Regions from separate parts of the Homo sapiens genome. Here region 1 is linked to region 2. Evidence: chromatin loops called from intact Hi-C (ENCODE). Cell type or tissue: B cell. All regions are shown on one strand. Each heading gives the region's core, and the rest is flanking DNA. Links, peaks and the distances in the headings are about the cores only. Region 1 overlaps NEK7 (NIMA related kinase 7). Region 2 overlaps NEK7 (NIMA related kinase 7).

Evidence for each region. Peaks named below come from ENCODE experiments on the same cell type or tissue, not always from the same donor. Only the 100,000 strongest peaks of a DNase experiment are listed, where the experiment ranks them.
Region 1: it touches region 2 in a loop (2.9-fold over the local background); 6 of 110 quality-filtered maps call a loop at or near these places.

What each region holds. Positions count from the first base shown.
Region 1 is chr1:198,233,537-198,242,798 of GRCh38, reverse strand. The region is part of intron 2 of NEK7 (NIMA related kinase 7); the gene reads right to left. Among named protein-coding and RNA genes, the nearest start is that of NEK7, 81 kb to the right of the region's middle. In B cell, for the core only: no CTCF peak of the experiment used is centred there; a DNase peak (open chromatin) is centred at 4,478; H3K27ac peaks cover 476 bases.
Region 2 is chr1:198,182,650-198,191,911 of GRCh38, reverse strand. All of the region lies in intron 1 of NEK7 (NIMA related kinase 7), which reads right to left. Among named protein-coding and RNA genes, the nearest start is that of NEK7, 30 kb to the right of the region's middle. In B cell, for the core only: no CTCF peak of the experiment used is centred there; no DNase peak of the experiment used is centred there.

The sequences.
Region 1 (9,262 bases), core at 424-8,423, 51 kb before region 2:
AAAACTAAAAATAAAATACAAAAAGTGAGCTGAGATTGGCCAGGCACGGTGGCTCACGCCTGTAATCCCAGCACTTTGTGGGGCCGAGGCGGGTGGATCACGAGGTCAGGAGATCGAGACCATCCTGGCTAACACAGTGAAACCCCGTCCGTACTAAAAATACAAAAAAACTAGCAGGGTGTAGTAGCGCACGCCTGTGGTCACAGCTACTCGGGAGGCTGAGGCAGGAGAATGGCCTGAACCCGGGAGGTGGAGCTTGCAGTGAGCCACTGCACTCCAGCCTGGGCAACAGAGCGAAACTCTGTCTCAAAAAAAAAAAAAAAAAGTGAGCTGAGATCACGCCACGGCATTTCAGCCTGGGTGTCAGAGTGAGACCTTATCTCAAAAAAAAAAAAAAGAAAAAGAAAGAAAAAGAGGTAAGCACTGAGAAAATCATATTACACTTTGACAGCAAGAGTAAGGAGTAAGGGGGTCTGGGTTTTCAGCAAGGTAGCACCATACTGTGTTCTGATACACATTTTACAAAAATAACTCATGATGCTGCATGGAGAACTGGGAAGGAGGATGAGTAGAGCAAGAATGGAAGCAGGGAGACTGGACAGGAGGTAGTAGGTGTGGCCTGAGGAGTTAGAGAGATGAGGACAGTAGATGTAATAAGAATATAATTTGAGATGGAGTCAAAAACTTGCCAATTAATTGAATATGAGGAGTGAGGGAGAGAGAGAAATCAAGGATGATTGAGATTTTTGGCTGAAGCACACAGATGAATAGTGCTGCCATTTACTGGTAAAAACAAGGCTAAAGGAGAAGCCATCTAGGCAGAAAATAGGTAATAAAGATGTAATAAAAGATACGATATGGAAGAAAACAATGGGTAGAGAAATGTGGGCCAAGACAATTATTGGCAGCTTGTTGTCATTGCAGTCATCATCATCATTTTTGCTAACATTTAATGAATGCTAACTATGTGTCAAGCATCATACTGAAAGCTCCATATCAACTTGATGAGGTAAAAACTTGATTCATCTCATTTACTAATAAGAAAACTGAGGTTTACAGATGCTAAACAACTTCCCCTCACCATCACACAGCTAGGAAGTGAGGGACTAAGAACTGATCCCAGCCAATATGACTTCAGAGCTCATGCTCTAACCCACCATGCTAAGCTATGTCCTTCTGTTTCCTTCCAGGTCCGCTATATATTCCTCTCCATAAATGCTGGTACACCACAGGGTATCATCCTCAGCATTCTTTTCTAATTTTTGCTCACTCACTCCAGGTAATCTGATTTATCATTCCATTTATTGGTTCTAAAATTAAATTAATTCCAGGTACTCCCCTGACCCCCTAAGGGACACCTATCATAACTGTACTAGAAACTCCTCCTCCTCTATTTACTTGTGCCCCAACACTGAATGAAATTTACTAAAGGAAAAGAAGACATGATTAAATGTATTCTATATGAATGTGACAAGAAAAACATCAAATTTTGAAATTTGTGTTTGTTTTATGAATATTTAGTGAGAAAGCTATGTGAAACATAAGAATCATATGACAAGATCGTAATATTCACATAGTAACAATATAAAGGAAGACAAAATATACAGGTATCCTAAATGTAAATACCACTGACCTCTAACAAACAGATTAGAATGTATACATTCAACATTGCTCTTCAAAACAGCTACCATGGGAGGCTATGGTTTTACACCAGGAAGGCTTCCACTACTGAAAACATGTCTGAAACTTCTTCTTTAGAATGGTAATCAGAGATAGCATGTGAATTGTATAAAAATTATTGGTCTTGGCCGGGAGTGGTGGCTCACGCCTGTAATCCCAGTGCTTTGGGAGGCCAAGGCGGGTGGATCACAAGGTTAGGAGTTCAAGACCAGCCTGGTCAAGATGCTGAAACCCCATCTGTACTAAAAATACAAAAATTAGCCAGGTGTGCGGCACACACCTGTAATCCCAGCTACTCAGGAGGCTGAGGCAGGAGAATCGCTTAAACCCAGGTGGCAAAGGTTGCAGTGAGCCGAGATCGTGCCACTGCACTTGCACTCCAGCCTAGGTGACAGAGCAGGACTCCGTCTCAAGAACAACAACAAAAAAATTATTGGTTTAAGAATATATCTCATTTTGGTCAAAAAAAAGAATACCAAGACTATGTACTTTATTCAAAACCAAGTAAACACTTGGGTCTAAAGAATTTTAAGATATTTCCAAATATCAAATTCACCTTCAAAAAAACAATGATCTCATCATTGTGGTTATTAAAGCATATTTCTTTTTTTTTTTTTTTGAGACGGAGTCTCACTCTGTCTTAAACTGTTTCAAATAAAGTTGGAAGACGGAAGACTATTTTGATTAATCAGCCTCATCCTCATCTTTGCCCCATCGCTCTGAACAGACTGTTCAAATAGAAATTTCCAAGAAAGCAGCAGGCAAGAGAATTCTTACTGTGTTCTCATTCTTTTCAAAAATCATGTAAATTTCTCAAGCATTTCCCTTAAAATATGAGGTACTCTCACTCGTAAGTATGTAAGTGTGATGAATCTAAATTTAAAGACAACTCAAACGCACTTTAAATATTTTGAAGTCATTCCCCAATTTGACAGTTTTCTTAGTATTCAATATTGTCACACAGTCATTTTCTAAAATAACTCTAGAATAACTGAAATCTACATACTATAAGAATAATACAGTCATGCGCCATCTAATGACATTTCAGCCAACACCAGGCAGTATAGGAATGTCTGGCCATAAGATTACAAAACCATATTTTTACTGTACTTTTTCTAGGTTTAGATATGATTAGGTACATAAATACTTATCATTGTGTTACAACTGCCTACAGTATAGTAACACACTGTGCAGCTTTGTAGACTAGGAGCAACAGACTGTACAATATAGCCTAGGTGTGTAGTAGGCTATCCTGTCGGGGTTTGTGGAAGTGCACTCTATGGTGTTTGCAAAACAAAGAACTTGCCTGACAATGCAGTTCTCAGAATGAATCCCTGATGTTAGGTGACTCGGGACTGTACAGTTAACTAATCAATATTTAGTGGAAAAAGTAGAAATTAACTTTCAGTTAGAGATTATCCATTCAAAAAACATTTGCTGATTACCCTTTATCTAGTATTCACTGATATAAAATATGATATACAAAAGTAAACAATACTCACAAAGCATATTATTAGAAGCATGCTAATATAGTCACCCATATAATGTTTCTCAAAGTAATCTCATTATTGTCTTCCAAAGTATATATTTCTGTTACTAAAATATTTTTCTTAGGATCTCTGTCATAAAACCACTTTTATAGGCAATATATATTGTAATGATTCTGTATGTTCATTATGTCTCATTATTGACTGAATCTCCTTGAATATCACCTAAATCCATCACATTACCACCTTGGAGATGAAAAAAGCATGGTTATAATCAACAAATGGCTGAATCTGAGTCCAAAATTCGAAATGGCACAAAATGCAGCTAGAGGAATCAAAGGAGACCAGATGATAAAGATCTCTGAAGTTATATAAAGCAATGTAAAATTCATCTTAAAAGTAATAAGAATTCAGAAGAAATAAGGCGAGGAATATAATAAAATGTATACTTTAGAAAGACAACTCTTGCTGCAATGTAGAGAATGAACTAGAAATGGTAAAATGAGAGGAAAGAAGACCAGTTACAAACCTGCTGCAATAATCCAGGCATCAAATGACAATATTCTAAACTAGAGGAGTTATAGCCAGGACATAGGGAATTCGCAGATTCAACAGCTACTTAAGCGGCAAAATCAAGAGAACACTGAAAATGCCTAAACATGAGTATAAGACTCCCTTGTTTCTAGGTTGGGCAACTCTAGATAAGTACTAATCACAAGCAAAAGTGTAACCTTGAACAGAATACGATAAATTTCATCTTGAAAACTGTAAGTATGAGGTACCTATAAGAATATCAAGAGTCAGTAATTGAGGAGATAAGACTGTTCAAGGAATGTTTGAGATTTCTCTGTGAAAGCTAAAAACTAATTGGCTTGGAGTCAAACAGACCTGGGTCAAATCCCAGCTTCACTACTTACTAGCTATGTGACGATGGACAAGTTAGTTAATTAGTCGGAGCCTCAGTCTCCTCATTTGTAATGTGTAAAAAAGAATGCCTTATATGGTTTATGTTAGGATTAAATGAGGCAATGTTATCTGAAATGGTAAGCATGGGGTAATGGGGTAGGTACATTTTAAGAGCACAATAATCAGTAAACACTGATGGTAGCAGCAGTACTACTGTCCAGAATGAAGGTGGCAAGAGAGTGGGTCAGGGGTTAAATTTTCAATTCATGTGAGAGGTAATGAGGAGGTCAGAAGATGACTGCAATAAGGAAGGTATAAGTCCTTTAGTTGAATGGAATAAGCCTCAAAGCTGTGGTTCCTCACCCCACCCCGCCCCTTGCCCCTCTGAAAAAGGAGAAGTAGTGTTCTAGAAGAGGCATTGTGGATGGAGAAGTTTGTGGTTCCGACCTCCTGATCCTATGTATGTGGGCAAGGGAGAATAAGTAGCCTCCACTTGAGAGGGTTACAGGGGAAGCAGTGTCCTGGGGGGGAGAAGTGTGTTCCAACTGAAGCAAGGAGGTGGGGAAAAATTAAAACTTCAATAAGAAAGGGAGAATGTAGGTGGTTACATGCATAATGAAAGACAAATTCTGAAGATATTTATGTATTTTCATGTTCATTTTAAAAGCAGGGCTCATAAAGAAAGTGGACAGGTTGATTTGAAACCAAGTTTGTATTCACTCAACAAATATTTATTGAATGCCTACTATGTGTACCACTCTGGGACTAGGGAGAGAGCTTATACCCTAAGAGAAGAAAAACAATGAACAAAATAAGTGATAAGGTGATACATTCTATGGAGAAAAATATTGCAGGGTTGACATACTGTGTGAGTGGGAAGATTCCATTTTCATTGAGTGATCGAGAAGGTGATATTAAAATATATACTTGAAGAATATGAATGAGCAAGCCAATGGGAAACTACTGAAAGGCTTTAAACAGACGTGACTGACTGAAATATTGCTGTATTGGGAATAGATTAAAGGGGAAAGGAGCGAGGATGAAAGCAAAGAGATCAATTAGGAAGATACTGCAATAAAATAGGTGAAAGATTAAGTAACTTCAGAGTAGCAGCAGTGGAGAAGAAAAGAAGTGCTCAAATTCTAAATATATTTTAAAGATTCGGCCTCTGGTATCTGCTAACATTAAGTATGAGACCAGAGAAATAGGAGGAAGTTAGGAATGGCTCTAAGAGTTTTAACCTCAGCAACTGGAAGGATAGACTTGCCACTGAGAAGGAGAAGATGGTGGGCTGTCAGTCTGGAGGGAAATATTTAGAATTCAGTTTGGGCAGCATTAGGGTTGAAACATGAAAATTTGATGCCAAGTAGGCAAATGGATACATGAGTTTGGAATTCGGGGCAGAGGTCCAGGTTGAGATACAAAGAGTCACCAGCATAGAATCATGAGACTGGAAGAGAACACTAAGTAAGGGATATAGATAGAAAAGAGGTCTAAGGAACTGAGCCTTGGGGCACTCCACTGTTAAGTGTCACCTTCTCAGAAGGTGAGAAGAAATCAATAGAGGGACCATTAAGACAAGAGAACAATAAGATTCCTGGAAGCCAAGTGAAGAATAGGTTTCAAAGAAGACAGCATAATCAACTCTATCAAATGCAGCTGCTAAGTAAAATGAGGCCTGAAAACTGGACTGGATGGAGCAGGAGAGGTAACTGTAACTTGACAGGAGCAGCTTAGGTGGCACAGTGTGGTAGAGAGCTTAATTAGAGTAGATTTTAGAGAGAAAGGAGAAATGGGAGACTGAATTACAGAAAAACCTTTCTGGGAACTTTGCTATAAAAGGGAGCGGAGAAATAGGTTAACAACTCGAAGGAAGAGTAACTTAGACTGTTTAAGGGGTTTTCTTTTGTTTCATTTTGTTGTTTAGATGGGAGAAGTAATAGCATAGTAGCACGGACCCAGTAGAGGGGGTGCACATGGGAGGGTTGGCCTTTGAGAGCAGTGTGGATAGTTCATCTGGTAACAACAGAAAAGGCAGATGAAGTGAATACAGATTCTGGGAGGAGGATAACTACGGTAGGAGTCTGTGGAGGTTCTCTTCTGACTGCTTCAGTTTCTTCAGTAAAATAGGAGCAAGGGCATCAGCTTAGAGCTAGGATGAGGAAAGGACATGTTATGGGTTTGAGGACAGAAAATATACAAAGTGGGAGAGTTTGGAGCCAGGAAAGTAGGGAGTGGATGCGCTAAGGATGATTGCTGAGCAGCATTAGGCTTTGAGTTTCATGGCCATAAATTTAACCTATAGCAAGAGTCTTCTTTCCTCAAAAAAGCTACTGCTCTTTCTGTACCATCAATAAAGTTATTCAATGAAGGAAACTGTTACTAGGAGAATGAAACATCTAAATTTCTGTAAAGACTTCCAAAAATAGAAGCACTCTACTCAATGCCTATGACAAACACCTTGGCAAAATCAGTTTATCAAAAGAAACAAGTTAAATGACACTTACTTCACAAAGAAAGTAACTCCAGAAGATAAACTAGAGAAAAAAGAAGGTAATATAGTTATCAAGTCTAAAATTCATACCCACTCAATAGAGAGGGATACTTTCTGGCTGGCCTACAATGAACCCTGATTACTACCCTGAACATGCTACTCAAGGTAAACTTTATTTCATCCCTCCACAGTCACTCCACAGAGATGCAAAATAGTAAATGGATTACAGTCTGAACTGCCATGAAGCTTAAAGGAATGGTCAGTCTACCTTACTGGTTAAGTTGCAAGACTCCAAGATAAGATTTTCATACTTTCCACACTGTAAGAATAAGGAATATCTGTTTTTTCTACCCACAGATCTGAGTGACATGTCTTTTCTCTTTCATAAGTAGCCAAAATATTACACTATCTTCAAATTAAAAAAAAATAACCTAGGCCTCTGATCATATCACAATGAAAATTAATCCTCCTTCTAATAACTCGCAAAAATTCTTAAAATTGTACTCTGATTATAATTGGTTTATAATTAACTTTTTGGAAAAAAATGTGACTCTACCATAGCCATCTTCACCCAATAACCATAAATCAAAATACTCACAAAATGTTAATTGTAAACTTCCATTGTTTAAAATTAGTCTTACAGTAAAGAGTAAAAATTTTACTATTTCCCAACCACCATCTTTATACAGTTTGAATTTTTATTTTTATTTTTAAAAAGCTAAATCCACTGTTCCAAAAACAAGAGTCCAAAGGCAATGAAAATATACAGAACAAGAATCTAGTCAAAATATCCTTTCAGTACCTTCTAGATGTTAGTGGAAAGAATCAAGAAAGGAAGAAAGGGGGAAAAGAAGGGAGGGTGGGAAGGAGTGGAGCTGATAGAAAAAATTTCAAAATACATTAATAAAGAAACATAAATCTCACATTCTAAAACAAAACAAAAGGAACTTACACTGTACCAAAAATGAGACCACATATTATACATTATGGGGTGAGAGTATTCATTTTGAAACAAGAAAAAGAATGGATATGCCAACAATATACATCACTTATCATTATAACAGGGAATTGGTATTTGACACTCAGAAACTTGACATCCTTAGTTTTCTGTTTATGCCCAGACTTCTATTACAAAAGTGAAAGAAGTCACTGGGCTAACCAGATGTTGCCATATCATCCCCATTATTCAGGCCAGTGGTGTGGAACAAAACAAAAAAAAGGTTGTCAAAGCTGAGCAGAGGCTGTCCTTTCCCAGTCTTCTAAAATAATGCTACTGAGAGCAGTAACGTTTTTCAAAGACTTAATAAGCAATAATGCCTATAAGCTCTTGTCAGGTAATCTTTCTTACACTGTCTCACACCATCAGTGTGAATGCAGAGAGGAGGGGAAAAAAATCCTTCTCCCTTCCCCCACCTGCCACAAGGCAGCTAGAACCTGGGACGACACTTGCCTGTTTCCAACAGGGAAAGAAGTCCACCCACACAGGAGCAGCAGCAGGAGGCATAAACGAAAGGAACAGTGTAAAAAGAAATGCAGAATCGCTGCTATAATTTTGAAATTTATACTGTGGGGCAGCCCAGTGTCTCACAGGAAAACAATCACTTTTATTTTTCCTTCCTACTGCCACTCCGACCTTTCCTGGTTGGTGAGTCAGTAGGAGGCAAAAATGAAAGTGCTTACTTTTTTTCCTCTTTGAAACACAAGGTTGTTTAAAACTGTGAATCTCAAAATCATAACATGAACTACCTAATTTTTAAAAGTGTTCTTTTATTGCCTTTGCTGGAAATAATATGAAACAATAATGTTTGTGTATGTGTGTAAAATGAGTCCTAAGAGGTCTATGTTTAATAGATATGTTTGTTTATTATAATCTTGATAATTTATGATCATAACATAAATATATATGGGGACTTAAAAAAAAAAATTCTTCTTGAAATCAAAATATTGGCCTTACTTTAAGCTAAAGGGTCTTTTTACTCAATATAGACAATTCAGACAGGTATAACAAAGAAAAGCAATGTAATAGTGCAATTAAGTAAAGGACTCATTTCATTGAGTCCCTGGTTGGTTTCAATTACATATTCTTATTGAGCCCCTGCTACAGGTGAGAAATTGAAGTACCAGAGGGCATCCAAGGTAAATAAGACACAGTCCTTTCCCTCAAGGAGATTTTAACCTAATAAGAGAGATAAAAATGACACCAAAGTATCAGAATACCAGAAGAGAGATGCAAAGAAGATACCGCCACATTTCCAAGGAAAGACTGCTTTCAGAGGATCAGACAAAGCTTTATGGTAGAGACGGCTTTGTTGTTGGTCCTTAAAGGATGGGCAGGATTTAGAAAATTGGAGGGGAAGATGGAGGGTACAAAATCAAAATCAGCAAAGTCATACAAGCAGAAAAGATCGTTTTTTGTAGACGGTTATTCTCTAAACAGTGCTTCCATGAGAAGTCAATAGATGCACTAAAAAAAAAAAAAAAAAAAAGGATCCCATAGACAAATAAGTTTGGAAAACACTACAGCCTATACCACTCTTTGAAATTCATTCACAATGCACACTAGTGTAGGAAAGGCTCTGAGGAAGTACTGCCACAAAGTCACTGTTTTCCCCAAGTCTCTCAAACCTATTTGACTATAGAACTCTTGTGAAAGAACACTTATCAGTAGCCCAAAGGCATGTTTTCAGAAATACCG
Region 2 (9,262 bases), core at 894-8,893:
CAAGCAAGTGGATGAAGTATAGACTATTCAATCAATGGTATCAGGATAGCTGGTTATCAATTATTTTGAATCAATAAATACATACACACGTACACACACAGAAACAAAGGATTACCACCTTGTACTATACAGAGCAGATTAAAGAACTAAATATGAAAAGCAGAACTTTACAACTTTTTGAAGAAAATAGACAAGTATTTCTTCACAACATCTAGGTAAAGAAAAATACACTTCAGGACAAGTATTACAAACTATAAAAAAACGACTAACAAATTTAATTACATTAAAATTAGAAATATCTGTTCATCAAGAGAGGTAATTTAAAAAGTACAAAGAAAAGTCACAGATCAATAAAAAGAATATGTACAATGCATACAACTTAGAATTCATATCTAGGATTTATGAAAAAAATCAATACGCGAAAGTCAACCTAATTTTTTTTAACTGGCAAAAGACATTAACAAGTAATTTGTAGAAGAGCATATGAAAATATTCTCAATCTCATCACAAATCAGGGAGATGCAAATTAAACAACAGGATACCACTTCATACTTATCAGATGGGCTAAAAAAATTAAATTCTGTCAAAATAAAACAAGGATATGGAACAGCTGGAACTCACATATACTACAGGCAGAAATATTTGAAGGACAACATCCCTACAACCCACCAATTCTTCTCCTAGTATATACTCCAAAAAAACTCTAACATATGCACAAAGACATACAAAAATGTTCAGGACAGCACAGTTTGTAATAGCCACATAGTGAAAAGAGCATTTCACTTCTGCCAGGACCCAGCGGGATTAAAGGCCTAGGACCCCTTGATGTGTTAGTTTCCCTGTTTGATCTACTGAGTTAGAAAAAAAATATTTTGTAAACTTAAGTGTTGATGTTACTACTTGTTTCAAAACACTCTAAAAAATCTATAAATGATATGAATACATCAAAGTATGAAATAAAAGCAAATGCACTAAACAAAGTACTATATAAAACTCATGACCACCTCTTTACTATTTATCTAATAGGAAGCATAGCAAAATCCTTCTACTAGTCTAGAAAAGCCAAGATTCTAAGAAGATTATAACAAATTCCATATGTTGGAAATAAAACAAAAAAAATTATCATCCTTCTCTTTCAGGGCCACTCTCCTAATAACGGTAGAAATAAAAAAGAAACAAACCATTCCTAGGAAAAGTTACTAAATTTCTCAATTTGTAATTCCATTAACAATTACTTAATTACAGATACATTTGCATTTATAAGAATGCAAAAAAATGATCTAGGACCAGAATGAGTCACAGATTTTAAAATTCAGAGTTACAAGGGACTTTAGAGAGTATCCTCTAAATACACAGAGAAGCATGTCTTCTCTATAATATCTGATTAATTCTGTTCAATTTTATTTAGTAAAACTGTATTTTTATTCTAGAAGTCCATAAAACAGTATACTCTTAATAAATATGCATTTTATTAAAGCTTAAGTCATCCAAAAGCATTAAAGAAAAATACTGGCATAAAAATTCCACCTCTCTGCCAGTTTAGGTTGGTTTACTTGTTGTGTGAGAAAATATCAGGGGTATAGATTTAAGAAGACGGAGGCACGCTGAAATTTAGAGGAGTCTCTAAAAGTCTGTTGTTTGTTGCAACTGACTGAAAGCTGACAACATGTTCCCAGATGAATGCTTTAATATATACTAAATGATAAGTTTTCATAGCGGATTTTGATGGCAACTCTGATAGTGTTAGGGAGATAAAATGGGGTAATTTTTATACATCTTCAAGAACAGAAAACTTAATGTGGCAGTAATATTTTCATTAAAATACTTCTGTTTCATGTGTTTCAAATAAAATGCAAGCATTTTTCAAAATAAAATTACTCAAAGTATAGGAAAGAATTATTCAAGATGTTGCATTCTTAACATTTGCCTATATGGCAATACAAATTAAATAATTAAGTAGCCACAAAATAATGACCCTCCTCTCTTTTTAAAAATATCATTGAAACCTGGAGATAAGTTTAACTTTTTAATCAATTAATACACAAATTCTTTATTCACATCCAACAGCTTCTTGCGATTAAATGCTGTTTTGATTCATAATGATTACAATTTATAGGTTTTTAAAGTTTATCACTTGAGCTTGGTAGCTATTCTGAGTTTAATACTAAAAATAAAGCAGCCCCAGAAGGAATGAATAAAATAACTTTAAGCTGTTTGTCCCAAAAGAACAAATACTTTGAAAACATATTCTAAAACATAAAATTTGCCTTCATCTTAAAAGCCCTTAACATTAATCCAAATGTTTAATGAGGCCTGTAAGTGGGTCATGACATATTTGTTCAACCCAGGCCGAAAATTTGTATACAAATTGTTCCTTAGAATTTTCAACCAAAAGTTATATATACCAAAAGAAGGATTAATAATGGAAAGTCTGACCTAACACTAGCCTGACTACTATGATCTTCTACTTAGTAGTATCCTACTGCTTACTGTTCATACCACTCAGAGTTAGAACGAATCTTTAGTTCTTTTAACTCGAAAGATGCAAATAAATATGAACTTTTTCTCTCAATTGTGCTTTAAATATAACTTATCTAATTGTAAGATGTCAGTTCATACAACTAGGGACTTACGACATGAAAATTAAACAAAAATAACAACGTTTTTAAAAAATCCTTTCAAATAGCATTCTTTTCCACTTTCTTTTCCTATATGACACTAATACCAGTAAAATCTTAATTCAGACTTATATTCAAAATACGTAACATGCCACACATAAACTGAACTAAATTTTAACACCAATGTATTTCCTAGGCAAACTGTTAACTTAGGATTTTGAAGTTTCAAGAGAGTAACAATTTTATTGAAATATTCAGATATGTAAATATTATCCATAACCTACAAATCATCACTTTCTACTCATTCAAGCGCACTTGATTTAGGATAGTAAAAGAAAACAGATGAGGTTCAATGCCTGGTTGCACAACTTTCACATATAATCTGCCACGTGCCACTTACCCTCTGTGAGCATCAGTTTTCTTTTCTGCAAAATGGAGATGATCAACTTTCCTGGCCTACTTCACCAAGTAGGATGACTTCGCGACATAAATTATACAAGTGTTTTATTAACTCTGAAAGCAGAACTCAGATATAGTATTACTATACTATTTCATGCACATTATTTGAAAAATACCTATTCTTATAATATTTTAGGTGTTTCATATTGATAATAATATATCAGGAGAGCCAAGTGTTTGCAGCACAGCCTCAAGAAGCAGACAAAACTACAAGGTCTAAGTATCTTCTGTCCCTGAGCCCTTTCTATGTAGCTAGTGGCACGGGTCAAAGTAACTACAGGGACTTCAGTACAACTGCTTACTCCCTGCCAATGGTGTCAGGCTTCCCTGCTAGCTGCTACAAAAAGTACTGAGCCCTTAGTTCTGGGCTCCTCAGCTGCCACACAACTCATGCAAGCATAACCACCATGAAGGGCCATCACTTCTCTCCACTGAACTTATAGGCAAGAAAACTGGTACTACTATGCTGATACTCCTGCTGTTTGCTGTGCTTTAAAAAACTGCCTTGCTTTCATCACTAAGTCTTATCTACTTTTATCACCTATGAAGTTGTGGTAAGCTAATCAGCTTACTTAGTCATTTCCTCTAAAACTGTGTTACCCCTTGCATTCTCTATGAAATCCAGGTTCTCACCTAAACAAAACAACAACAAAAAAAGGTAGAGCGAGCAGTGTGCTGAGATAGACAACGACTTTTTGGAAAGCCAAAAGGCAATGTCACTATGACTATTAAAACAAGGATTCCCTAAGCAAACACAGATGGGATCAGCACCCAAAAAATTGGCACCAGAAATTGTGCTATGGGAGCCCTGAAGCAGGTAGCTGGTTGAAAGCAAAGCAGTCTGATTAAAACCAGAAGTGCCTCTATAGAGCCAGATTCCTCCATGGAAATCAATCCCCCTCTACTAGCGGAACTAAGAAGCTGAGTGGCAACCTTAGAATAAATTACTCCTTCATTGCCTCCATTACATAACCTTGTACCTTTGTACCCTAATTTGCTATCCTTTAAAGATAAAGGGACCAGAGATGCAGCCAAAGTCTTTCTACCCACGGGAAAGACTTCAGGAAGAAAGGTCAAGGTGGGCAATCCAAACTTGTATGGTTCTTTTAGATACTGACACTAACGAGAGCTGGCAGCCTACAGTGGATTCTCACCAACTGAATTCAGTTGTTGTCCCTGTTGCTCTGGGTGTTCCAGACATTGTGACCATGACTGAATCAACTGCACAAACTAATGACACCTGGTATGCCATCTTGGATATTGCTACTGTCTCTTTCTCAATCCCTTGGGTACCAGAAAATTAAGATCAGTTTATCTCCAGGTTCCAAAACAGATTTACTGAGCAGCCACGGGAGTATCTGAATTCTCCTGCTGTTTGCATCAATGCTGAGATGTGGAACAAGCCTTTCTCCCTTGGCAATGGCTTTGGAAGAGATGCTGACTCACATGAGGGCCCAGGGGTGGTTCATTAATCCTGATGAGATATAGGGACTAGCCATCGGAGTCAAATTCTCAGGAGCAATGCTGACTGCCCTGAGACAATAAAGGAAAAATTACTTACCCTGCAGTCCCCACCTACCAAAAGGGAAGCCTGGCACATAATTGGACTGTTTAGATATTGAAGACAACATGTGCCTCATCTAGGCTAAACTACCCAGAGGACATGCAGGCTTCTCATTCCACATAGCAGTGCAAGTACTTTTCCCTGACAGTGGAATTCATGCCACAGAGCAAATGGTCAGAAATCTATCCTTAACTTTAGTTACCACAGGCAATGGGGCTGTGCAAACTCTGGAATATCAGCAGGTCAGCTTAAAATTCCTTTGTACAAGTCATAATGCATAACATACTGGCCTAAACTACATGCTGGCTGACCAAGATATGTATGAATTAATACCACTGCTCAGATGGAACAATCCATACTTCCCATAAGGAAGGGAGCTAAATGATTATCTGAAATAATATCTACTAGTACTGTCTGGGACTTTACTTAATTTGTTGAGTCCAGAATCCTAGGGTACATGGTTGAGGTGAATACTGCAGGTTGGCCTCATTCTGTTGATAATTGTCCTCATCAAGTGTTGTATGAGATAAACTGGATGAATTTTTCCTCAGCACCTGACAGCATATCTAATCTGAATTGCTGATGGGGTGGTATACTCATATGAAAATTTGAGTTCAACCAAGAATGTGTATGGGCAAAGGTTGGACTGTCAGGAAAGACTGTCTGTCATGGGGCCCACACATCCTTGTACATCCTTACCAAGTATGCCAAACAACAAATGCACCAGCCATCCTGTATCTTTGAGCTACTTCTGTAGCTAGTTATGTAGGCAATCCAGTAGGTCAAAGAACTGCAAAGCAGGTCTCAGCATTCCTTGCCAGCCTGTATGATAACTGGCAAATAACAATACAAAACAAAACAAAACAAAACAAAAACTTGCTCTTTTGCTCTTTACACAATATCCTGGCCTTTGAAACTTTTAAAGGAAATTCTAAAGGTAAAGGGAAGTTTAATAAATCTAAATATTTAATGGTTTCAATATTATAGTTTGCCATACATCACATACAACCGATATGCCTTAACATCACTTGAATTCATTGCTAAACAGAAAATAAGTAAGCAGAAATATTTCAGTAGCTAAAGAAATAATTTCAAATACATCCTTTCACAAGTAAAAATAATTTCTGTTGATCATTTTACTGTTCTAAACATATTTGCCATAAGTTAAGTAACATGACCATTAGAAAGGTGATCTGCTAACATAAATCTTCCAGCTAGTCAAGGGCTGCAGCATAGCTCCTTCGAGATAAGATTATCTTCTAGATCCAAGACTATGTGTATGAGTTTTAGCAAAAAAAGATGATTTATAGATTTTCATTTTCACTTTTAATATTTCAGAACGTGCCTACTGGTACAGCCTGATGAAACTGAAATAAAAATGACAACTAATCTGGAAGACAACCAGCAACCAATCACCAATCAAACTGAACAAATAATGCCTTCTCTGCCCCATTTCCTCTTCTGTCAATTTTAATAAAATCATAGTTCTCAGTACTCCTTGCCATCCTGGTACTCAGCACTCCTTGCCCCAATTTTAATAAAATCAAGAGAAGAGAAAATGGGGCAGAGAGGACATTCCAGGCAGCACTACCTATAGATGGGAGGTACTGTTTGGTCCTCACACTCATTATAAAGCTTACATTTCATGGATGGTCAGAGGTGGCTGGCAACTTTCAATATGTCAAAATAAGGTGTTTCTTACAAATTTCTAATTTTTAAAATATTAGAACACTGTAACTTAAATTAGATATCTAGTTCTACAAGTCAGAGTAAGACTTTCATAGATCTACCAATAAAGCTCTACTGAGGCATTTTTAGACATGAGATAATTCACTTGCTCCCTGCTAGAGGAATATAAAGTTAAAAATATATATATATTTCTTACGCAATTTCACAAATTTGGACAACACACAAAAGAAGACGCCAATCATTGAAAACACTTCTTTAAAAACGCAAATATCTGCCAGAAAATCTGGCTTATCTCAACTGATGGACACTATTTATGAAGAACAAAGTTCAAACACAGAATCACTAAGCAAAAAGCCTCTCTTCTGACCAAAAAAAAAAAAAAAAAAAAAAATAGACAGCATGTACTACTATGTAAAAGAAGTGCCTCAGAAAGGAAAAGCAGATATCTATAATAATGTGTCCAGTGTCTATATTCGATGCTTGCTTGTATACTAAAAACAACAGTAAGACACTGTTTTTACTGTAAGTTTTCCTAGTACCTTTCAAAACTGTCTTGCCACAAGACTCCCAAAATCACCACTATCTTTCTATTTTGGTTAAAAATATTTTGTTGGGGATCCCAAGGGAAGAAAATGACTTGAAGCCAGAAGTGCAACAGCAGCCTGGGCAACATAGCGAGACCTTGTCTCTACTAACTAACTAACTAACTAGCTAAATAAATAAATAAATAAATAAATAAATTTCAATTAGCCAGGCATAGTGGTGTGCAACTTTGGTCCCAGCTACTTGGGAGGCCGAAGCAAGAGGACCACTTCAGCCCTGGAGTTCGAAGCCGCAGTGAGTCATGATGGCACCACTGCACTCCAGCCTGGGCAACACAGCAAGATCCCATCTTAAAAATATATATATTGTGATTTCATTAATGGAAGTAAGGGTAATCTTGCTGTTACTGTTGTTGCCATGGTTGTTGCATTGTGTGCATGTGTGTTTTGATGTTGGTAAACATGCCTTAAACACAAATCAATTTCATTTAAGAATTATTAAATCAAACATCAGTCATAAATCCCCTAGATCTTTGAATGATCTAGAAAAATGAAAGTTATATGAATATGTAAGCAGTTTGACTATTTAAAATTAAAAATATATTCTACATTTTCCAACAATAGCCATGTAAAATTTGTCTGTCAAACAGATCGACAGGAAGTTAAGCTAATCAACTGAAGAGATAATATTTAGAACTGTAAATCTACCCCTTCAAGAAAAATCGCACTGAGTCATAAACCAATTGTTATAAAGGATTCTTGTGTCTGAATAGGTGAAACATTCCATACATTTATTTATAATGTGTTTGTCATTTGTGAAAATTGCCCAGTGAATAAAGTCAAATCCTTGCATACTACGAGGGTAGCTAATATGGTGTGAAAAATTACTATTTTCACACTATACAGCAGTAATAACAAAACATTCTTCAAAAATTCTAAAATCTGGCATGTACAAATCTCATTATAAAATCATTTTAAAGAAAGCTGTTGTTAAGTAAACATCCAACTATTAAATGGACCAGATACCACCAACATACATAATGTTCAAGTAAGCCCAGGGTAGGCACCTACATTCCAAGATATCCACTTACAATATTTGTTAGGATAAAACGGAATAAAGGAAAGAAAAAAAATTGTTTTTACATTTTCTTCACCTGTTTCTTGAACCACTTCAGAATTATGAATGACATTAGACCATTAAAAACGTCTCGAGTCACATGCTATATTTATCACCACTGTGTTTCCAGTGCTCAGAACACCATAGGCACATAGCAGGCATGCAAATATTTGCTGAATGAATGAAAATATAATGCCTGCTTAACCCTGTTTCATCTTGATAAACTTAAAAAACATTGGTAAAAAGCTGCCTCTAAATGCTAATTTAGAGTCCAAAAAAAAAGCAGCAGAAATTTGAACATTTGTTGTATCAACTGACTAACACACATGTTTAGGACATTATTAACTAAAATGTTTATTTACTATAAGTCAGAAACATTTCAAAGTATAATATTTAGAGGGTCAGCATGCATAATACTCAATTGGCTGCAATTAAATCATCCTAGAATACCTCCTTCATTGTATCTTTCACTGTATCATTCTTTTTTAAAAAAACATTTCTGATGATTCTTCACAATCTTTACAATAAATTCCTTAGCCTGGAATTACAGGCCCCTATCTATTCAACGGAAATTTACTAAACTCCTCCTTTGAACCAGGCAGGTACTCAGAATGGTTCCATTAAAGAGCTCATGGCCTAGTGGAAGTAGTAGTATTCCGAAACATCTTCCAGAGACATCGCCACATGAAAAATCAAGAAAAATCTGAAGTTTCAGGCTACCAATGTAACCTCTAAAGACGGGTTTTCCAGATGGGAGTTATAGGGTTGATTTTTCATTTCACAAATACCACCATTTTGGCAGCTATAAAGAGAATGAATCAGAACCTCATGCCCCACTTATTTCTGCCAAACTGGCCCATTTTTGAGTTTCAGAAATCCTATTATAATTTCACCTACCACAATGGCCTCCTCTCAAAGCCAAGCACAAATCCCTATGCTTCCATGAGTTCTCATTCAAACCAAAGGAGACATCCCCTTCCTGTAGAAGGCCTATACTATGGTATACTCTAGTGGCACTAAGGGCCTTTCTTATATTGTTAATGACTACTATCAATCGGGATTATGAAGTCCATAACAACAAAGTCTGTAGTAGATTCCTCTGAATCTCCCATTATATCCAACACAGTTTTTTTTCCCATAATAAGCCTTCTCAGAGTACAACAAATAACTGTAATCAGTTGTACTATATTTTACTGAGCCATTAAAGTATGTAAAAATTATAAGTAGATGGTTAGCACGTAATAAAACAAAGAACAAAGAGTTTGAAAGTAAC